3 separate regions of the Homo sapiens genome follow, and all the other regions are linked to region 3. A link is a loop called in an ENCODE intact Hi-C map of the cell type or tissue named here. Cell type or tissue: PC-3. All regions are shown on one strand.

What was found. Hi-C counts contacts between places; a loop is a spot of excess contacts. Peaks named below come from ENCODE experiments on the same cell type or tissue, not always from the same donor. Only the 100,000 strongest peaks of a DNase experiment are listed, where the experiment ranks them.
Region 1: a loop joins it to region 3, with 4 times the contacts of the local background. A loop is called at or near these places in 5 of 110 quality-filtered maps.
Region 2: a loop joins it to region 3, with 6 times the contacts of the local background. A loop is called at or near these places in 2 of 110 quality-filtered maps.

What each region holds. Positions count from the first base shown.
Region 1 is chr15:37,998,681-38,006,680 of GRCh38, forward strand. It overlaps a transcript of TMCO5A not described here. Among named protein-coding and RNA genes, the nearest start is that of LINC02345, 38 kb to the right of the region's middle. In PC-3, a CTCF peak has its summit at 4,406 (motif pointing right); a DNase peak (open chromatin) is centred at 4,411.
Region 2 is chr15:38,192,709-38,200,708 of GRCh38, forward strand. No RefSeq gene overlaps it. Among named protein-coding and RNA genes, the nearest start is that of SPRED1, 56 kb to the right of the region's middle. In PC-3, no CTCF peak of the experiment used is centred here; DNase peaks (open chromatin) are centred at 993 and 3,013; H3K27ac peaks cover 3,690 bases.
Region 3 is chr15:38,126,687-38,134,686 of GRCh38, forward strand. No RefSeq gene overlaps it. Among named protein-coding and RNA genes, the nearest start is that of LINC01852, 58 kb to the left of the region's middle. RefSeq lists enhancers at 3,326-3,375, 3,506-3,635. In PC-3, no CTCF peak of the experiment used is centred here; DNase peaks (open chromatin) are centred at 885, 1,805, 3,175 and 4,225; H3K4me3 peaks cover 2,659 bases; H3K27ac peaks cover 4,575 bases.

The DNA of each region.
Region 1 (8,000 bases), 130 kb before region 3:
AGTCTTTTGTGGTTCCATATAAATTTTAGGATTTTTTTTTTATTTCTGTGGTGAATGTCATTGGTATTTTGATAGAGATTGCATTGAATCTGTAGATTGCTTTAGGTAGTATGGACATTTGAACAATATTGATTCTTCCAATCCATGAACACGAAATAACTTTCCATTTTGTTGTGTCCTCTTCAATTTATTTAATCAGTGTTTTATAGTTTTCTTTTTTTGTTGTTGTTGTTGTTGTTTTTTGAGATGGAGTTTCGCTCTTGTTGCCCAGGCTGGAGTGCAATGGCATAATCTCAGCTCACCGCAACCTCCACCTCCCAGGTTCAAGCGATTCTCCTGTCTCAGGCTCCCTAGTAGCTGGAATTACAGGCATGCGCCACCATGCCCAGCTAATTTTACATTTTTAGTAGAGATGGAGTTTCTCCGTGTTGGTCAGGCTGGTCTTGACCTCCCGACCTCAGGTGATCTGCCTGCCTCAGCCTCCCAAAGTGCTGGGATTACAGGCGTGAGCCACCACACCTGGCCCAATCAGTGTTGTATAGTTTTAATTATCATGATCTTTCTCTTCTTTGGTTAAGTTTACATCTAGGTATTTTATTTTATTTGTAGCTATTGTAAATGGAATTGCTTTCTCGATTTCCTTTTCAGATTGTTCACTGTTGGCATATAGAAATGCTACTGATTCTTGTATGTTGATTTTGCAGTCTGTACCTTTAATGAATATGTTTTAGTTCTAGCAGATCTTTTGGCAGATTTTTTAGGTTTTTCCAAATATGAGATTACATTATCCACAAACAAGCAGAATTTGACTTCTTCCTTTTGAATTTGCAGGCCCTTTATTTCCTTATCTTGTCTGATTGCTCTAACTAGGATTTCTAGTACTATGTTGAATAACAATAGTGAAAGTGACATCCTTGTCATGTTCCAGGTCTTAGAGAAAAGATTTTGGTTTTTCCTCATTCAGTGTTATACTAGCTGTGGATCTATCACATATGGCTTTTATTGTATTGAGGTATTTTCTTCCATACCCAGTTTTTTAAGGGTTTTTTTCATAAAGGGATGTTGAATTTTATCAAATGCTTTTTCAGCATCAATTGAAATGATCATGATTTTGTCCTTCATTCTGTTGATATAATGTATCATGCTGATTGATTTGCATATGTTGAACCATCTTTGCATCCCTGGAATAAATCCCACTTGGTCATACTGAATGATCTGTCTAATGTGTTGTTGAATTTGGTTTGCTAGTATTTTGTTGAGGATTTTTACATCACTGTTCATCAGCGATATTGGCCTGTAGCTTTCTTTTTTTGATGTGTCTTTGATTTTGGTATCAGGGTAATACTGGCCATGTAGAATGAGTTTGGAAGTATTCCCCCTCCTCAATTTTTCAGAATAGTTTGAGTAGAATTGGTTTTAGATCATCTTTAAATGCTTGGTAGAATTCAGCAATGATGCCATCAGGTCCAAGGCTTTTCTTTGCTAGAAGACTTTTGATTATGGCTTCGATCTTGTAACTTGTTATTGGTCTGTTCAGGTTTTGAATTTCTTCATGATTCAATCTGGGTAGGTTGTATTTGTCTAAGAATTTAACCATTTCTTTAGGTTTCCCAATTTATTGGCATAAAGTTGCTCATGGTAGCCTGTAATTATCCTTTGAATTTCTGTGGTATTGGTTGTAATGTCTCCTTTTTCATCTCAGAATTTTTTTTATTAGGGTCTTCTCTCTTTTTTTCTTAATCTGGCTAAAAGTTTCTCGGTTTTGTTTATCTTTTCAAAAAACAAACTTTTCATTTCATTGATCTTTGTGTATTTTTATTTAAATTTCATTCATTTCTGTTAAGATTTTTATTACTTCTGTTCTTATACTAATTTTGAATTTGATTTGCTCTTGTTTTTCCAGTTCTTTAAAATGTATAATTGTGTTATTTATTTGAAGTTTTTCTACTTCTTTGAAGGTGCTTATTGCTATATCCTTTCCTCTTAGTACTGCTTTTGCTGTACCCTAAAAGTTTTATGTTGTGTTTCCATTATCATTTATTTCAAGAAGACTTTCAATTTCCTTCGTAATTTCTTCATTGACTTGCTGGTCATTCAGAAACATACTGTTTACCAGTGTTTGTACAGTTACCAACATTCCTCTTGTTATTGATTTCTAGTTTTATTCCATGTGGTCAGATAAGATACTTGATATTATTTCAATTATTTTGAATTTTTAAGACATTCTGTGGCCTAACATATGGCCTATCCTTGAAAATAATCCATATGCTGAGTAAAAGAATGTGTATTCTGCAACCATTGGATGAAATGTTCTGTAAATATCTATTAGGTGCACTTGGTCTATAGTGCAAATTAAGTCAGATGTTTCTTTGTTGCTTTTCAGTCTAGGAGATATGTCCAATGCTGAAAGTTGGATGTGGAAGTCTCTGGCTATTATTGTATTGGGGTCTATCTCTCTCTTTAGCTCTAATAATATTTGTTATATATATCTGGATGCCCCAGTGTTGGGTGCATATACATTTAAAATTCTTATATATCCTCTTGCTGCATTGACCCCTTTATCAATATATAGTGACCTTCTTTGTTTCTTCTTATAGTTTTTGTCTTGAAATCTATTTTGTATGATATAAATATGGCTACTCCTGCTCATTTCATTTTCATTTGCATAGAATATAATTGTCCATCCCTTTATGTTCAGTCTATGTCACTTTACAGGTGATGAGTGTTTTTTATAGGCAATAGATCATTGGATCTTGTTTTTTTTTTTTTTTTAACGAATTAGCCACTCTATGTCTTTTGGTTGGAGAGTTTAGTCCATTTACATTCAATGTTATTATTGATAAGTAAAGACTTACTCCTGTCATTTTAAAATTTGTATCCTGATTGTTTTGTGGTCTTCTCTTCCTTCTTTCCTGTCTTCCTTTAGTGTAGGTGATTTTCTCTGGTGGTATGTTTCAATTTCTTGCTTTTTGTTTTGGTACATCTGTTGCATGTTTTTTGATTTGAGGTTACCATGAAGCTTATAAATAATATCTTATAACTCCTTATTTTAGACTAAGCTCAACTTAATGCTGATTGCTTAAACAAAGTAACAAGCAAGCAAAGAGAGAAGTAATACAAACTCTACACTTTAAATTCATCCCCCACTTTTTAACTTTTTGTTGTTCCTATTTATATCTTATTATATTGTCTGTGTTTTGAAAAATTTTTGTAGTTACTATTTTTGATAGGTTCATCTTTTAGTCTTTGTACTCAAGATATGAGTAGATTACACACCACAATTATTGTGTTATAATATTCTGTCTTTCTGTGTACCCACTATTACCAGTGAGTTTTGTATCTCCAGATGATTTCCTAATGCTCACTAATGTCCTTTTCTTTCAGACTGAGGAAGTGGATTTAGCATTTCTTGTAGGACAGGTCTAGTATTGATGAAATCCCTCAACTTTTGTTTGTCTGGGAAAGTCTTTATTTCTCCTTCATGTTTGAAGGATATTTTCACAGGGTATGCTACTTTAGGATAAAAGGTTTTTTTTTTTTCCTTCTGCATGTTACTTATTTCTTTTCTCTTGCTGCTTTCTTTATCATTGACCTTTGGGAGCTTGATTATTAAATGTCTTGAGGTAGTCTCATTTGGATTATATCTGCTTGGTGTTCTATCACCTTCTTGTACTTAAATATTGATATCTTTCCCTAGGTTTGGGAAGTTCTGTTATTTTCTCTTTAAATATACTTTCCACCCTGGTATCTCTCTCTCTCTTTCTCTCTCTCTCTTTCCTCTTTAAGGCCAATAACTTTTAGGTTTGCCCTTTTGAGACTATTTTCTAGATCTTGCATTTATGCTTCATTCTTTTTTATTCTTTTTTTTCTTTTGTCTTCTCTGGTTGTGTATTTTCAAATAGCCTGTCTTCAAGCTCACTAATTCTTCTGCTTGATCAAGTCTACTGTTAAGAGGCTCTGATGTGTTCTTTAGTATGTCAATTGTATTTTTCAGCTCCAGAATTTCTGCTTGATTCTTTTTTTAAAATTATTTCAATCTCTTCATTAATTTCATCTGATAGGATTCTGAATTCTCTCTCTGTGTTATCTCAAATTTTGTTGAGACTCCTCAAAACAGCTATTTTGAGTTCTCTGTCTGAAAGGTCACATATCTCTGTGTCTTTGGTACTGGTCACAGGTGCTTATTTCATTCATTTGGTGAAGCCATTTTCTGGGTAGTCTTGATGCTTGTAGATGTTTGTGGGTGTCTGGATGTTGAAGAGTTAGGTATTTATTATAGTCTTCTCAGTCTGAGCTTGTTTGTGCCCATCCTTCTTGGGAAGGCTTTCCGAGTCCCTTTTCAAAGAGATTTGGGCACTGTGATCTAAGTCTTTGGTCACTGCAGTTGCATGTGCATTAGGGGGCACCCTAAGCCCAGTGATGCTGTGGCTCTTGCAGGCTTGTAGAGGTACTTCCTTGATGTCTTGAGTGAGACCTGAGAGAATTATCTGGATTATCCAGCAGAGACCCTTGTTCTCTTCCCTGACTTTCTCCCAAACAGAGTCTCTCTCTCTCTCTCTCTCTCTCTGTCTCCTCCCATCACTCTCTCCCCACTTGAAGCTAGGGGAGGAGTGACAGAAGCACTCCTGTGGCTACCACAACTGGGATTGTGCTGGGTCAGACCCAAAGCCAGCACTGGGGTCTCACTCAAGGCCCGCAGTTACCACTGCTTGGCTATCACCTATGTTCATCAAGGCCTAAGGGCTCTGTAACCAGCAGGTGGTAAATCTAGCCAAGCTCATGTCCTTCCTTTCAATGCAGTGAGTTATCCTTGGCCCATGGTGGGTGTGGGTCCAGAGATGTCATCCAGGAGCCAGGACCTGGAGTCAAGAACCTTAGGGATCTACTTGGTGCTTTATTCTACTACTGCTGGGCTGGCACCCAAGCTTTAAGACAAAGTCCTTCTCACTCTTCCCTCCTCTTTTCTCAAGCAGATGAGTCTCTCCCCATGGTCACCACTGCCCCAGGCCCACAACAAACAGTACCTGGCTACCACCATGTTCACTCAAGGCCCAAGGACTCTTCAGTCAGCTTGTGGTGCATGTTACCAGGCCTGGGATTCTCTTTTCAGGGAAATAGGCTCCTCTGTGGCCCAGGAAGGATCGAGAAATGCTGTCCAGGAGCCAAGGCCTGGAATCAGGAACCCCAGGAGCCCACTTGGTGCTCTACACCGCTGAGTAGAGCTGGTGGTACCCAAGCTTCAAAACCAAGTCCCCTTACTCTTCTTACCTCTTCTTTCCTTAAGCAAAAGGAGTCTCTTTTTGTAAGGCCCACAGCTGGGAATGTGCTGGGTCACACATGAAGCCAGCATGGCTCTGAGTCTCACCCAAGGCCCAAGGTGAATACTGCTTGGTTGCTACTGCTGATTATTCAGGACCCAAGGGCTCCTTAATCAGTAGGTGATAAATTCTGCCAGGACTGAGTCCTTCCCTTCAAGACAGCGGGTTTCCTTCTAGCCCAGAGTGTGTCTAGAAATGTCATCTGTGAGCTAGGGCCTAGAAAAGAGGCCTCAGGACTCTGCCTGGTGCCCCATTCTACTATGGCTGAGTGGATATCCAAGTTCCAAGACAAAGTCCTCTTTACTCTTCCCTCTCTTCTCCTCAAGCAGAAGGAAGAAGTTTCTCCCTGTGCTGCCTGGGGTTGGAGGAGAGGTGACCTTCCCCTGGCCACCCCATCTGGTCATGTGTGCCCCAAGTCCACTGGCTCTGAGCCAAGCACCGCACTGAGATTTGCCCAGGAATTGCAGTGCTTGTGGCTTAGACTGCCTTTCAAGTTTATTTTGAACCCCACAGCAGTTTAGCCAACAGTGGTGCTGGTGAAGCTTGTTGGAACTCAGGTTCCAACAGCCAGGATAAGTGATTCTCCTCTGGCTAGGGCTGGCCTAAATGCTCCCTCCGTGGGTGCCAACTGAGTTCTGCCTTCTGTTGCTTTCCACTGTGATAGGACAACACTGAGGTCATATGTAAAATTGCACAGTTACTGCATTCACCCTCCCCAAAGTGCACAGATTCTCTCTGAGCCAAATGGGTTAAGGGAGAAGTGATGGAGGCGATTCGAAGCTGTCTTTCCTACCCTCTTCAGTACCTCTTCCAGTGATGTGAAGTTAAAACCAGGTATTGTGATTGTTCACCTCAGTTTTCAACTTCATGAAGGTGCTTTTCTTGTATTGCTTAATTTGTTGTTCCTCTGGGGGGGTGTATAATTGCTGGAGGCTTCTATTTGGCCGTCTTGCTCTCCCTTCTGTTGAAGAGTAAAAAGATTTGTCACTATTAGACAGAATTCTCATGTGACAATAATTGCTCAAACAGAAATAACAGCTATTAACAGAGTACAGGTCTGTTTCTTTACAATGGTTTCCATCACCCCTATTGCATTATGCCCAGTCTATTTTACTCATTTGTGCCACCAGTATGCCCTTGTAGGTCTTAATCAACCTTTATTCCTAAGGGCACCTAGAGAGAGGATCCTTAAAAGGGAAATGACAGTGCCAATTGTTTGGGGAGGTGCCAAAAGACAGATAACTTTTGGAAAACAGTACTTGACAGAAAAAAAAAAAAAAAAAAAGGAAACACCAGACTGAGCACAATGGCTTATGCCTATAATCCCAGTTCTTTGGGAAGCTGAGCGCAGGTGTTTGAGAACAGCCTGAGTACCACAGCAAGACCCCATCTCTACCAAAAAAAAAAAAAAAAAAAAAAAAAAGCTAGGCATGGTGGTGCACACCTGTAGTCTAAGCTATTTAAGAGGCTGAGACAGGTGTCAGGGGAGGATCCCTTGAGCCCAGGAGTTTGAGGCTGCAGTGAGCTATGATCACACCATTGTACTCTAGCCTACGTGACAGAGTAAGACGCTGTCTCTAAAAATAAATTAATTAATTAAATAAAAAATTGTAAAAAGGAAACAACTTAGAGCAAAGTTAATACATTACAGCTCATACTGGGCTAAGTAGAAAGCACAAGTGGTTCCGGTGATTTAGAGCAGTGTGAGGAAAAAAAGACCATTGAAAACTGTATGATGAAAAAGTTTTCCTGAATCTCAGCTTCTGATTTATAAGAAGGCAAACCAGGAGTCTTCTTAACAGGTCATATGAACTTTAGAAATAGGCAAAGACTCCCTGTGCAGCAGGGATGCAGCCTTAAGTACTTTCTTTCTCACAGTTCATGGATGAAGACCGAAGGAACTGAACAGCAATAACGGAGGTTTGGCTTAGGCTGAACATTAGGAACAAACCCCCTTCCAATATTATATATGTTAAATCTGAGATAGCTGCACAGAATGATAAATTATTTGCACTTAAGTGATCTGTACCCAGTCTTAATTTATTGCTGGGGAGTGAGTGATGATATGAAGAGGTCAAGGCCATTGAAAGAACAATTTGTTGCTACTCACAGTTCCCCTAGAAACAAGAGGCACAGCACACCATGCAAGGCCACATGGGGAAGCAGCAGAGTAGATCAGGAGGCAGAAGCAGGAAGGAGCATGGCCTAGAGCCTTTATTGTGTTTTCTTCATGAGAGGCAAGGTGGGACAGGAGAAACAGCTTAGTACTGGCTAGTTTGAATAATGTCTGTGGGCTCTGATATAGCATAGGAGTGGTGTCTAGTTGCCTGGTATGATTCAGAGCAGGGAAAGTATTGAAATGTTGTATGGGAGTTAGAGAAATGAGGTGGTTGAGCTTATGGACTCAGGATTGGTTGGAGAATTTGTAATACGATTTTGAGCACCTGCAAAAGCTTGTTCACAGGGGATACGTAAACAACTTTGCCCACTGGTTTGGCCCTGTGATTAATGAATGCCAAATAGACAAATACAGAATCTAAGAAAACACAGAACATAAGTGAACACTGAGAAGCATTCAGTCCAGTCACTTCATTTTACAAATAAGGAAGTTGATATTTAAAGATGTGACCTCATTTGTCCAAAATCCACTGAAGCTTGCTAGCAGCACTGCATAAAATAAAA
Region 2 (8,000 bases), 66 kb after region 3:
CAACATGGCAGCTGGCTTCCCCCAAAAGTGGACAACATAAAAGAGAGCAAATGGAAGTGGTGATATTTTTTATGGGCTATCTTTAGAGGTCACAGATCATGACTTCTTGCCACATTTGGTGTGTTAAAAGTGAGTCGCTACCTCTGGTGGACATTGAAGTGGCAGGGAATTAGACTCCAGCTTTGAAAGGAGTTGTGTCAAAGAATTTATGGACATGTTTTAAAACCACCAAATAACCCATTAACAAATTAATGGATAAGGAGATGAGGAAAAATTTGATGTCATGACTCAAAATCAATTTTCCCAGTTTTAGAATAGAGAAGCAAAAATAACTCCACAATAGTTTAAGAGCACTATAATAAAAAAAATCAGACAGTAGATTAATATTTGGGATTACTTCTTTACTTTAATACCAACATGGATTCAGAAGTAAAATGTTCACAAATGCTTTGACATCTGAAAGCATCCTGGAAAAAAAATTTTTTTGACCAAATCCTGGAAGGTCAAAGGCCAATGGCCAGCACAGCTCTGCAGAAAATATCAGTGAGTAAAGTAAGGAATGAAACAATTGCAAAATAATAGCAACTTCTATCCTTGCAGAGTTTACAGTCTGTCCACTCATTGATTGCAGGGAACAGGAATATAGAATTTTGTTTTCTGCTGATTTATATCAGCCATACATCTGATCCTAGGATTGGAGAACTGTGCTGATAAAGGGCAAGGTAAGAATTTGAAAAAGGCATAACTTATACAAGCTATTGTAATAGTACCATCATACGTATTGCCAAGCAGAACTTTAGCACAAACCAAGATCCCTTAATCACTTTTTGTGAAGAAGAGGTTAGTATCAGTGTCCTGGCTCCCAGTTAGGGCATATACTGTCTTGTTAAAAATCTCTTGTTTTAATTGAGTGGTGCTGTCTCCTTCCCTTCCTTTCCTGGGCCATTTTTGAGCACGGAAGAATGGTTTGTGAACCATGTAAATAATAAATAACCCATGCCACACCACATTCACATAAAAAATGGTGGTGACTCATAGTGGCAAGAAGTCCAGTTTTAAAAATGTGTGAGTATGTTTGTATTTCTTTTTCATCTGAATTCCTACAAAGTAAAGATTTCACATAAGTGATTTTTCCATATGACAGAAACTTACTCCTTCAGGCACTCACACATTGTTATTTAATTTTAACTATTGTTAATGGAAACATTTGTAAAATACCATAGATGATTCTACACTTTTAAACTAAGTATGCTAAACTTCAACCTTTTCTTGATGATTCTAGATTCTCTTCATGGTTATCAAAAGTTGTTCTTTATTTTACAAGGCAATGGAAGGCCAGGTGAGGTGGCTCCCTCCTGTAATCCCAGCACTTTGGGAGGCCAAGGCGGGTGGATCACCCGAGGTCAGGAGTTTGAGACCAGCCTGGCCAACATGGTGAAACCCTGTCTCTACTAAAAATTAAAAAAAAAAAAATTAGCTGGGCATGGTGGTGCACAGCTGTAGTCCCAGCTACTTGGGAGGCTGAGGCAGGAGAATTGCTTGAACCTGGGAAGCAGAGGTTGCAGTGAGCCAGGATGGCACCATTGCACTCCAGCCTGGGCAACAAACAGTGAAACTCCATCAGGCAACATAATACAGCAGAAAGTTTATTGAATTAGAAATCAGAATGACTTCATTGAGTTTTTTAACCTCTCTGCCACACAGTTTCCTCATCTGTAGAATGGGAATATTATCTTCCCTGGAGTTCTCTTTGTTGATGATAAATATTAAATTATATAACACATGTAAATATTATCAATTATTAAATATTAAAGTGTAGACACTGAAACAAATGACTGTTTCAGCCCAAGAAGTGTTACATGGCTATGATTTTGGTATTCTTGTGTTTACTGTACCTGCATCATGATTCCCCAAAGCAGTTAGATTATGTCTAAAGTTACAGCAAATAGATCCTGAGTAAATGGATTCTACTTTAAAAAAAAGAAAAAAGTCTTACTTTTGTTCATATAGGTTTTATTTAAAATTCCACATATTTTTGATATCTGGAGTTCTCTTTTGCTTATTTTTTCCTTCTTTGCTCTTTTTGGCTAGTTGAGTTTGATAGATGGGAGATTTCTGAGTCACTGAAGTTTTATAATCTGTGTAACTTTTTTCAGCATGAACACAAATGCCATGAATATTTAATGTAATATTTCCCATGTTGACTGTTTCTCAAAATAGATCTAGGTATATAAAAATATGGCCAATGCTGACATATTTTTTTCAGTGTGAGTACAGCCACTGAGATCAGTATAGCCACACACCGTGGCCTACGTGGTTAAGTTTTCCAAGCATTTGGGGAAAGTGTTACATTGACATAGTTCTAATATTACCATCAGGCTTTAGAACATGGATTCCTAAGAAACCATAAGTTCAGCCAGCCACATTATAAACAGAGTAGATGGCACTGGGGGCATTATCCCTCCAGAGTTGTTGCATAAAGCAATGTGTCTCTCTTCCAAAGAAAACCCTTAACCTCACCTTCATAATTTCATCACAGAGCAAAAGAATAACTGAGCTACAGAAAATGCAGGCTCCAAATTTGACAGTGGTTCTGAAAGTCATTTCAGGCAATGGCTAAAGCAGTAGTTTCTAAATGCTGGACTGTGGCCGAGGGCATCAGACTTAGCTGGCAAACTTATTCCTAGCTCTGACATCACACTACTGAAATCAGATCTTTTGGAGATGAGGCATAGGCATCTGTACTTTCAACAAAACATCCCGGTGATTCTCCTGAGCAGGCCATATTTGAGAATCACTGGTCAAAATTAGGTAATTGAGATTGCCCCCACTCTGCACTATCTCACAATTGATAGAATGCTCCACAGAGAGGCACCGGACTCTACCATTCTCCCCCGTCAATAAACACTCATCTAACAATAGTACTCTGATTTCTATTCCTTCACCAACTATTTACTCAGCTCTTACCACATGCATTGTGATGGCTGCCAAATTTACAATAATGAATAAGGCAGAGATGGTCTCTTCCATCCATGAGCTCAAAACCCAGCGGTAGGAGGAGGGGGAGGTGGTGTATTACATATTAAGCAAATAACCATTAAAATTTCTGTATATCATGAGTGCTATAAAGGGAAACAATAGAGTGTTTGAGAAAGTATGACTAGTGTTCAACTATTAATGGATATGAGAGTTGTCAGAGAAGACTCCATCAAGAAATAACATTCAATTTGAGATTTGAATAATGGGCATCGTTTAGGACTATGAGCAATCCAAGATTAACAGCAGGTACACGTACCCTGCTGCAAGAGTTTCACTTCTTGCTTATGCTTGTTCTCAAATCGGAGTCTCGGATCCACTGAACAATGTGCCTTAAGGCAGCTTAGGAAAAGAACAGTCAGAATGAGAAGGAAGTCCACAGCACCAGTGGAGCCCATTAAGAAATCCCAGACCTGGATGTTTGTTTATTGTCAGTTTCCAATCTAGGGGTCTCTTAATCAGATTTTACATAGTTTAATCTAAAACAGTGGTTCTCAATCTTGGCTGTACATTGGAATCTCCTAGGAAGCTTTTAAAAATTCTGATGCCTTGGCTTCACTCCTAGAAATTCTGATTTAATTGGTCTGTGGTGTAGTCTGAACATGAGGGTTTTCTAAAGCTTTCCAGATGATTCTAACGTGTAAACAATGTTGAGAACCACTACTTAAAATAGGAAAATATTATATCTAAATTTATCAACAAGGAAAGTCAAAGGAGAGTTATAACAATCTGTGTGTTTTATATATCCCTGTTGGAAAGTGAAGAACAGCTGCTAAAATTGAACCTTAAGTCACTAGCACACCAACCACTAAAGATGGCCTCATTGACTCTCTGCTTCACATACAGATGACTCTCTTCAGCACCTGATTTGCTTTTATGAGGCAATCTTTTACATCTATGGCTGTGTGTGCTGGGCTAAGAAAGAAGATGTACATGAAAGTTAGCAAAATATCTTTTCCCTCAGAAAATTTGAAGTCCATTTGGAAAGACAGGACTAACAACAACAAAATAATAAAATGAATACAGTTCAAGGTACTAGTTAAGACAACAGAAGTTCAAGAAATGGGGGCAAGAAAAGCTTCACTGAAAGCTGGGCTGATCAAAAGAGACAAGAATATATAGGATCTAAGTGATACGGGAAGAGCAGAAAAACCAAGGCAAAGCAGCAGGAATAACCATGGTAGAAAAAGAGAATAGGGAAGAGACCTGCCTCATCCCCCACAGTGGGAGTTGAGAGTAACAAGAGATCAGCAATCTCTCCTGCTGAAGTTGGTCAATGACCAGCAGCCATTGTTACATCTTGTTTTTCAGAGAACCATTCTTCTTAGGCATCTTCCTTCATAATGAAGAAGGGTGGTTTCATTTTTCCATTTCCTTCTGTAGGAAAGATGACTAGCCATTGATTTCCAAATGTTTAGATGTCAACAGCCAGGTTTTACAATTTTTAGTTTCTCATAGATCCCCTTGTCCCCCTGGGCATAGGTAGGTAGAATAATCTCTCATATTCAATCTCTCAGGTATAAATTTCTCCAGATGACATACACAAAGGGGAATAAAATCATAACTATTACATATTATGTGCTTACTAAGGCACTGGGGAACATGAGGTAACATACATTATCTCGTTTAATCTTCACCACATTTCATTAGGAAACTATGATTCCCCATTTTTCAGATGAAAACCATGATGCTCAGAAACAGTAAGAGATTTGCCCAAGTTTGCACAGTAAGCAGTGGAACTGGCACTTTCACCCAAGTTTAACTTGTAGGTACTGCCTTTTAAAAATTTTATAACAGACAAGAAATTAAGATTCTTGGTATTGCTTTACTAAATCCAAGACCTCAGCGATCACTGTGCAGCAGAAACATCTGTGGCACTTTTTTTGACTATAGAAGTTTGGACCATCCCCCAACCCCACCTCAGAACAACTGAGAATCTCCAAGGCAGGGCCTAGAAATCTATATTTTTTAAACCCCACACATGATCATGACGTACAGCTTGGATGGAGAACAATGGGCCTATTCAGTGGCAAGGGCTGGGAAACATTTGTGTAGCTTAAATGCTACTTCCTGTGCTTATATGCCGGTCTATACAAGGCTCCTCACTTTGAAATATGTGTAGCATTTTTCTATTTAAACTGTTGGAAACAACCATAATAAAGAAAACAGCGATGATGAAAACTAATAGAAGCAAGTTTGAAAAGACACTCTACTATGGAGAAGCTCAATAAATCCCAAGTTTGGGACACTTGTGAAATGTCACCATTTCTAGTCAGTAATGGCCTATGGGATTGTTGCATTCTTCAAAAAGTATTAAAACATATTACACTAACCCTGTTTTTTTGGTTTGCTAATGTGCTTGTGGAGCTGAAGGCTGTTTGAGACTAACACAGTTGTTGATTTCAAGCTTTTCAGCATATATTTACTGCACCCTTAAAAATTATCTTCTTTAAGGCCAGGCACAGTGGCTCATGCCTGTAATCCTAGCACTTTGTGAGGCTGAGGCAGGCAGATCACGAGGTCAGGAGATCACGAACATCCTGGCTAACACGGTGAAACCCCGTCTCTAGTAAAAATACAAAAAATTAGCCGGGCGCAGTGGAGGGCTCCTGTAGTCCCAGCTACTCGGGAGGCTGAGGCAGGAAAATGGCGTGAACCTGGGAGGCGGAGCTTGCGGTGAGCTGAGATGCGCCACTGCACTCCAGCCTGGGTGACAGGGTGAGACTCCATCTCAAAAAAAAAACAAAACAAAAAAAACAACAAAAAAAAACTTTTTAAAATACATGCTAATAGAGGTCAGATGTTTACCACCATGGCAGAAAATGTGGTTTGAGACAGATTTGGGCATCATCAAATAATGATGATTTTGTTCACCAGTCACAGTATCAGCATTTTTTAATGTTTTTACAACTAGCATGTGATTATTGCAGGCAAAGGGGCTTGGACTAATCATGGTAGGCTGGGAGAACCAGAGAGGACCTTTAGAATATTTGGAAATAAGGGGGGGATAGGAAAATTTGGGTCAATCCTTTATCTTTTTGTTGGGTAGCAATTAGTTTTCATGTTGTTCAGAGTATCATTCTGAAATGATCATACTCAAAGCTAAATTTTCTTTCATTTGGAGCAAAGGACTCTCACTCAAGGGCTGTCTGTATGAAATGAGACCTAAAAAGGAAACTTCCTAAAAAGGAAATATTCTTTCATCTTTGTTAAGAACTGAAAGACATAAATGAAATAAAGTTTTATAAGCTTTATGAAATCTTTTGCTGAATGTGGCTTTTTGGAAGGTCTGTACTAATAAATTGTTTCACAAGCAATTGAAAATGACGAAGAAAGTAATGCTGTCAAGTTGTTTGCTATTTCCTAAGTATAAATACAAGATAATATAAGTAATAAGTCAACTTCTGGAGATAAGAGTTTACCTGTCATGACATCTTATGTAACAACTTATAACTTCCCAGGTTTTCAATAACAGACAAGGACACAGCAATTAAAGAAGAGTTTGGGAACACATTAACTCAATACAAGCAATAAAATTAAGGACATAAATTCATTTGCCTACCACCTCTTGCATATTTATTTGTCACAAATGGTTTAATACAGATAGGGAGGGCAGTCTACCTAGCATCCCCATATTCCATGATTAGCTGGGAGGTGGCAATTATCCGTGGCAATTAACACAGAGAGAAGGTAGAGGAGAGCAATTAACATCACAATTTCTGTGCTTTATGCAAGTCCAAATTGCCACCGATTTTTTAGTGGTAGTTTTATACAATTAGAACCTTCTGCCATTTGATGAGACCAAATCATTGGAATTTATTTTGAGAGCAATCTCACCTAGTGGGAACATCTCAAAAGCATCAACCAAAATAATGGACATGTATTTAACAGAGGAAAACCTAAGACAGCAAAGTATGGAAAATTAACTCACTATGTAAAGCAGTTTTACCGAAATAACTTTGAAATTGTAGGTTTACAGTGATCTACCAAATATTGGTGGCTCTTCTGAAAGCACCATCAACAGATAGATCTGGTATGTGCTTCAGAACATCACTACTCCAAGCCCCACTCTTGTCAGTAATGATCTTTTGCTCACATAGGTTGGGAACAGACTCACTTGCAAAGGTGAAGACAAAGGTTAAATGATGCTGAAAAAAATTTTAAGACGAATTCCCCATTTTACACGTTAGTTCTGGGTTTACAGAATCATAAAATTCCATCTGGCAGGGACCTTGAAGATCATCCAGCAATCCCTTCATTTTCCAGGTGAGGAAGCTGAAACCCAGAGGAGGTAGAGGCTAGTTCAAGATCATAGTCCTGGTTTGTTACTTAACTATTGGGTATATCAGCAGTGCTCCAGCTTATGAGAGAGAGAGAGAGACAGATTTCCCCCTTACATTCTACCAACTGGAAATTCCTTGAGATTAACAACTATCTCTTTTTTTTTTTTTTTTTTTTTTTTGAGACAGAGTCTCACTCTGTCGCCAGGCTGGAGTGCAGTGACACGATCTCGGCTCACTGCAATCTCCGCCTCCCAGGTTCAAGCGATTCCCCTGCCTCAGCCTCCCAAGTAGCTGGGACTAAAGGCGTGAGCCACCATGCCCATCTAATTTTTTGTATTTTAGTAGAGATTGGGTTTCACCATGTTGGCCAGGATGCTCTCAATCTCCTGACCTCGTGATCCACCTGTCTTGGCCTCCCAAAGTGCTGGGATTACAGGCGTGAACCACCGCACCCGCCTTTTTTTTTTTTTTTTGAAGGTGCTAAACCCATTGGTTATTTCCATATTAATGCCTTGAGTGCTTTTGACGGGCGATATCCAGATGCTTCTGTGAATGTGTAAAAGGGAGGTTTGTCTGAATCTATGTATGTGGAGAGAAGCAGAGAGACTCTATCTTGCAGGCATATAGGAGGCCTGCTGAACTTGCCATTGCATCTTGCCAGGTCGTAACTTACTTCTTGCA
Region 3 (8,000 bases):
ATAAGATAGAAGGAATAAGTTCTGGTGTTTCATTGCACATTTGGGTGATGATGGTTAACAGTAAGCCACTGTATATTACAAAATAGCTTAGAAGAGAGACTTTTGAAGTTTCTCACAGCAAAGAAATGATAAATATATGAGTGATGGATAAGCTAAATATCTGATTTGATCATTATAAAACATATATATGTACACATTAAATTATATATACCTCATAAATATGTACAATTACAATGTGCAATATAAAAAAGAAAGAAGAAAAAGAAGCTCAGGTAAGTGGTCAGTAGCCAGGAGATCCATCTGCATAGAATGCTAAGGTAGTGTGGTCTCCAAACAGATAGGGTGCATCAGATGCAAAAATTATCTATTCCCAGGCATTCAGCTGTCCTACTCCAATGCTTCTTAGCTCTTTTCTGCTGAGCTTGATCCAAGCATCTAACCTGGGAGGTAAGTGGGAAGGAAGACATATGAGTAGGAAATAAGAACAGATCATGTATTTACAGCTACTACTTATAAATTCAGATATGGATGAGAAGGGAAGAGCGATGTGGAAATGGGGGGAAACCATTCTGAAGGACTTCAGTCAGGCACTATGTCCTTGGGGAAGACATCCTGGAATCCCTTGCGTAGGCTGGAGCCCCTCCTGCTGCTCTCACAGACTCCTTCTCTTCCACCTGCCATGACATCTACCACACCCAGTGGTGACTATCCATCTCCCATCCAGGCTGCAGCCACCTTGAAAACAAGCATGATGGCTTATTCACTTTTACATGCCCTATCTACAGCAGTTTTGCAACAAGGGCTTATCAAATGTCAACAATTACCTTTATCTTATCAAACCACAAGTTCCTTATAGACAGGAAGTACACTTTTATGATACTTCATAAGGATGATATTTCAGTTGATAAAGAAGATGAAGTAATGGCCTTTGTCCTCTTATGACTCATTCAAGCAATATCTAAGACCTTAGGTGTCTACAGTCATGCCAAAGAACTCCTCTTCTTGACACTAGAAGCATATTCCTCTTACTGACTATTTCTCAAAAAGTGCTTGTCTGTGTTTGAGACTAAGTTTCAAGAATTTGAGTCTTTTAAATGCATTCCTCTCAGCTCTGTTTTCTATAATGGGCTCTTGGTAGTTTTTCAAAGAGGTAATATCACATGGTGATTAAGAGGTTGGACTGATGAAACACATTACCAGAGTTGTAGCCCAGCTCCTTCTCTTATCATCTGGTGACCCAGGGCAAGTTACATAACCTATCCGTGCCTCTGTTTTTCCATCTGTAAATGGGAATCAAGGTGGTTTTGAGGATTATCTACAATACTGGCAATTTTTATAAGTACTGGAAACAGTGCCTGGCACATAGTAAGCTATATACGTTATACAAAAATTAGCTATTATATTTTGCTTCACCAGATGCCAACTGATTACTTTGATCAACAACTATAATATCCACAATATATTGGGGTCCCACCTCAAAACATTACTGCTCTAGCCCAAATTTTGGTAAGAGGGCATTTTGTTGTAAAAATAAGTAAATATGCTTAAAATGGGGGAAAACAAGCACATGTTAATATTTCTTCATTTGTCATGAAAATAAACCATAATAAACTTCCTGAATTTATCATACAAAATTCCAAGGATTTATCTGAAGAAACTAAAATTGAGGAAGGTATGTATCTTTTTGCCTTAATCATTTCCTAAGAAGTTACTAAACCTGAGGTCATTATTATTTATACAGGAAGAGAATCTCTTATACTTCTGGAAAATTTCAAAACATGGCCAACATGTTTTCTGATCATCACCACTTCCTGTGGTGGGGTTTAAAAACCATGCCAACTTTCATAACTGCTGAGATTTACAGAGTAAAGTCTCATTTGATAATCTTGCAAAATGGATAGGCAGAATTTCTCTTCCTTTTCTAAATGCCACATATGCCAGCTTTGCAGAGAGTTAAAAAAAAAAATTCCAACCAGCTCCAAGCCGGCTTCACGCAGGAGTACACACTATTCCTCAGCTCTGTCTCCAGCGTAGCCTGGGAAATCCCTCTTGCCTCATGATGTCTCCTAGATCTAGTTATTCCAGCCTGGAATCCCTCATACTAAAGGAAGAAAGGGTTTTCACTCCAGTCTCCTAGGTTCTGGCTAGTATCTCTGGTATCTAAATAATAAAAAATAGGAAAGAATTAATTCAAAAAATAAAATGTTCATTTGTCTAAAATAACAAAGGACTAAGATATAATTTCAAATGATTGTGAATAACTTTCTCAGAATTAGCCATTTTCAAAGATTTTGTAAATAAAATAAAATAACACATGGTACTAAAATCATGCTTGAACATAACTTGATTTTTCAAAGATGTGTGCTCTGCTTTATGATCGTCTCCAGAAAGAGCAGTCCTGGTTTAATAGGATCAGAATGTGTAGCCTATGGAGCCAGAATTAAATGGTTCAAAGCGTCCTTCCAAAGTTGCTTTTTAAATAAATCCTTGCTTATTTGTTTATTTTTAGCTTGCCATTTGTCACAAGTTGAGGGGGAAAACAAATTCCACTTATTTAAGATTTTTATTTTTTTCTGATTTTGTTTACATTGCTCATCCTGGCCTTTAAAAAATATCTTTTAAATTTTATCTGGCTCATTTTGACCTATTTATATCATGTGCTTATCCCCCATTTATAGCTGTGTTAATAGGCATAGACAAGCCAGTAGTATCTCCTTTGTAAAATAGCAAAAATAACTGCTTTTTTTTTTAGTCCAACCAGCTCACACTATTAGACATATAGAGCACATTTGAGTCAAAGTCCTCTTCCTCAGAAACCCTGTTGTTACCATGGGAAAACTGTAAAAATGCTCAAATGTGGGCATGTTATAATTAGAACCAAACGTGGGCTTTATGGGACCTGTCATGATGTTTCTAGGAAGCTAGTTCTGCGTTGGCTTCATAAGACATCCTTTTCCTACAGTCATGACTCACTCCTCCTTCTCCTCACTCACCCCCACTTGTTCTGGGGTGGAAGAATGCCCAAATGCTCCAGAGACAGATGCGTAGGCGGATGTCCAGTCCACTAACGAGAACACACTTCTAGGCATTGTGGAAGTGGGACAAAGGGTTTTGCTGGGCATATTCAGAGCCAACAATGTGATGGTTATATGTTTATCACACATGGAGAGACTCATTTCTTTGGCAACCAACCCTAGCCTACTCACTAATCCACCCAACCCCTCCCATCCCTCCCTCCTTTCTTCCTTTCAGGAAAGCGTGTGCAAGTTCTCCGCAAAATGATGAATCTCTGCTCCTCAGGGGAATGTACGAATCAGAAAAGCTTTTAAAAAGGAAAGAGGAACCAAAGCCTTTGCATAAGTAGGCCAGCTGCAGAGCCTTAAGAGAGAAGGGAGGGGAGAAATCTCCTTGCGGCCATGGCCCCAAACCTCCCGGCTGCCACTTGTCTCCATTGTCTTCCCACAACCCCAAACAAGTCAGCCCACACCTCCGTGACTGCACCCGCTGTCATTTTCAGGAAAAGAGATTTTCTGAGCCCATCTTGGCATTTCTGTGAAATCACAGAAATAATTCATTGAATCACAGAACTGAAAGAGATGATCTAATCACTTTTATTTTTAAGATGATGAGAATGCCACCAGGGGAGTTTCACTGACCTGTCCATGCTCGCACAGATCTGGAAACACAGAGCCAGAACTAGAGTCCGGATCTCCTTGTCCTACTCTTTCGTCTTTCTCACATGGGCTTGTAAAAGCAAATCGTTCTGTAGATACACTCTTTTCGCCTCAGTTCCCTGGCTAGGTTTCCTTTAAAGCTTGCTTCTTCTTCGCCTGGTGTGACGTATAACGGGCATACAGATGAGCTGAGGCTGATTATAAAGACTCATCTGTAGTAACTGTTAAAAATGGAGATTCCCAGGCCTTTCCCTGGGAGATTCTGGAATAAGGCTAAGGAATTGTTTAACCAGTTTCCTGCATGTGTTTTATGATAAAGCCAGTTGAGGGAATAATGTAGTAGAGGGACGCTGGAAAAAAAAAAAAAAAAAAAAGTATGTTTGACAGGCAGCGTGTCCCAATAAGAATAGAACAAGGGCATGGAGAGGACCAGGAATTTTGCCTTCTAGCTGCTTTTTCAGTGGGTTAACCACTAGACCACACTTCCTCTCTAGGAGAGGCAAGGGATTAAAATCAAAGGTTTGCCACTGATTCATGCTGCCTGCTAATGCTGCTTATTGCGCCATGCTGTGACCCTAAGCTCTCTGGCTTGGAAACAGATGTGGGGAGTGAGAGGCCTGAGGTACTGGGGGATGGAGGAGGCGGGGGAAGGCAGACGGCCAGGGAAAGAACTTCCTCTGCTGCAAAATTTCAGGCAGGAGTGGAAGTCAGTCTAAATTGTTACCATGCAGATCTGGAATCATTTTTGCAATCTCCTGGCTCCAATTCCAGGTTTGTGCATTCTGCAACAAGAACTGAAAACTTGTTAATTAATGCTCCTCGCCTGACTTTTGCCTCTGCCCTCGTCTGAATACATATTAATATTACACGTTTAGCTTGACAGTCATTTCATTAGGCAAGAGAGTTTGGTTACCCTCCTACTCTTGCCCCATTCTCTCCCCCGTGCACACTTTAAAAGGAAGTACAGAAGAGTTAAGCAATTTGACCAAGGTTACGCTGATCTCAATATTGTAGTAGTTTGAGTAAAAGTGTAACCGAGACATTTTCAACTAAGCTTTTCAGACTGCCTTCAATATATTCTTATCATTAGGCAACTGAAAAAATGTTTTGGATTTATTTTCTCCTATGTGATGAGTACATGACATGTCCTTGGGCCTGTAGTTTACCACGTCAATGTTTATCAAAAACATGTAGGCTTTGAGTGTTAAATATCAATTCTAGAAATAGTTTTTGTACCTTCTCTGCTCATCTGGAAGTTCCATGAAGGCAGGGTGGGAATTTCAGCCTTGGTTGTCACTAGATACTGCACATGCGGTAGTGCTTAATGGCCAGGGGGTATAAGAGCTGGATTTTAGGTCTGTAGGAACTAGAGTTCTCAGATTTAACAAAGAAAAAAGCAGGATGGCCAGTTTAATTTGAATTTTGGGTTTTAAAAATGTTAATATGAGCAAGTCTCATGCAATGTTTGGTAGATACTCATATTCAACAATCATTGGGTTGAAAAAATATGATAAGTTTAGTGTAGCTGGAGCATCTAGTCTGTGTGTATTTAGCAAGGGGGCAGGGTTGATCAACATCAAGAGGTAAGGTTTGAAGTTTTTATTGGGGGAGCCTTGTGAAGTGCCTTTATGCCATGCATATGTTGGTGGAGAGAGGAGCCAGCAAGAATTTTTCAGCTGAGTGGTATGATCATTGCTGTTTTTGAAAGATAATTCTGTGGCAGATTGGAGTGGGTAGAAATTGTAGGCAGGGGGACCAATTAGGAGGTTATTGAAATAGCCTGGGCAAGGAAGGATGAACTTATTTCAACTAAGGCAGTGGTGGTGGAAATAGTGAGAGAAATTACAGGGACATGTAGGTGATAGAATCAACAAACCTTGTTGATTGATTGCCTAAGGACAGTAACATAGAGGATGGAGTTAACATAGTGTAAATCTCCAGACAAACAATAGGCATTGTTTTTAATCTAATTGTCTATCTGTAGAATGGGCTGACAATACTGACTCTACTTACTTCATTAGGCTATTGTGAAGACCAATTAAGATCATTTACGTGAAAGTGTTTTTTGACTATAAAGTGCTATAAAATACACCGTTGTTAAGAGTATATGCATCTATCTCAGTAGACACTGAACTCTTTCAGGACAAAGATTACATTTTGTTCATCTTTGGTACCCCCAGCACCTAGCACACTGCCTTGAATGTATAGATCACCAACACATTTGGAGCATCAAACCAAATTTGAAATTCTACCCTGAAAAACCAAAGTAATAAACACAGTTTTTCAATGGATCTGGCTTGGTGAAACCTTCAACAAAATCAGGGCTACAAATTCCAGGAGAAATGCCCACTTAAGGAATGCTGATGCTGAAGACAATCTCTTTCTCTTTGTTCACAGACACACTAAACACTGACGGCCATCTTAGCTGCTCATCTAGCTTTCCCTCTTTGTATCCCTCCCATTATAAATTATTTAAAATCCTAAAGAAATAATCACTTATCAAGAGGTCAGGAGATCGAGACCATCCTGGCTAGCATGGTGAAATCCCATCTCTACTAAAAACACAAAAAAATTAGGTTAGCGTGGTGGCACACACCTGTAGTCCCAACTACTTGGGAGGCTGAGGCAGGAGAATCGCTTGAACTGTGTCTGAAAAAAAAAAAAAAATCACCTGACCTGTTTTAGATATCACCCTGGTAGTGTCTGGTAAGTCCCACTAGACTCTTGAGCTTAGCTTAGTTTAGGTGAGGAATACTCTGTCCTTTATCTCTGTATTTCTGTATCTACCACCAAGCCTACTCTGTGGTTGGTGCTCAATAATAATCTTATAAATAAAAAAAGATAATAATTTGCAAATTAAATACCACTCAAACTTTGAATATGTCCAAGTCTCTATTTTCAACCAAGCAAAAAACTTGTGAATTGTATTGCAAAATATAGGTACCACATTTTCAAATAATTTCATTGGAATTTTATCCTCTCATAATAAATTTATCTCTCTTGATCATTTTTCTTTTCTTTCCTTTTTCTTGTTGATTCTGTTTGCCATTTCTTACAATATTTTGATTCTAAGGATTTTTTTATACTTCCCTGTAACTTTTTTTATTCTATGTATAATCAAAACAATATCCAGAGAGACTGCCAAAAGCAGTCTTCCACTTCCATCAACTGGAAATTATTATATATGGGTATCATTATTATTATTATTGTTTATGGTTATCATTTATTGAGCACATATCATGGGACAATTATTATACTAGACGCTTTAGCTATATTATTTAATTTAAACATTAAGCAGTCATAAAACAGCTCCTACTACCCCCTTTTTATATATAAAAACCTGAGGCTTTAAAAATGTTAAGTAAGTTATTTCAGGTCAAAGAGTTTAAAGGTGACAGAGACAGTATTTAAGCCAGGCCTCACTGATTCTACAGTCATTTTCTCACTACTCAACCAATTACTCTCAAATTCTATCAGGCATCAGAGTCTCCTGGAGAGTTTTTTAAACTACAGATGGCTGTGTCTCCCCTCCAGAGTTTCTGATTCAGTCAAGCTGGATGGGACATAATTTATAGCGCTAACAAGTTCAACCAGGTGATGCTGATGCTGCTGATCCAGGGATCACACTTTAAGAATCAACAGACTAAACAGTACTGCCTAATATTGGCTCATTATTGATCACTAGTTCTATGACATAGACCTGAGCAGCGAGGATACAAAGATAAGTGAGGCACCAGACTGGGCAACGTAAGGAGAGTCCATCTCTACAAAAAAAATTTAAAAATTAGCCTGGTGTTGTGACGCATGTCTGTAGTTCATGCTAGTTGGGAGGCTGAGGCAGGAGGATTGCCTGAGCCCAAGAATTATAATTGCCCATTGCACTCCAGCCTGGGCAACAGAGCAAGACCCAGTCTCAAAAATAAATAAATAAATAAATAAGACGAGTGAAGCAGTTGTTTCTGCCCAAGAAGTTCCTACACACTCTGCTCATCTGGCTCATTGCAAAAAGTTCCTCAAGACTGCAACTTTTCAGATCAGCCACCCTCACAAGAACAGTTGCCTAGCAATGGCTGTTTTCACCAATGAGTTAACATCAGCTCCTGCAGCAGGTCCCTGTGGCCAATGACGTTTGTTTCAAAGCAGCTTATGTGTACTTCTTCTTTTTGCCTTTAAGAGTTTTTCCTTATCCCAGCCTCTCCAGACATGCCTATGATTTGTCATAACATGAGTTTTAACCCCCTGTTTATTCCCAATTGAATTCATTTCTATCGATAGGAATTCTCTCTGTTGTTATCTTAGATTGACACATATGAGTAAACAGAATAT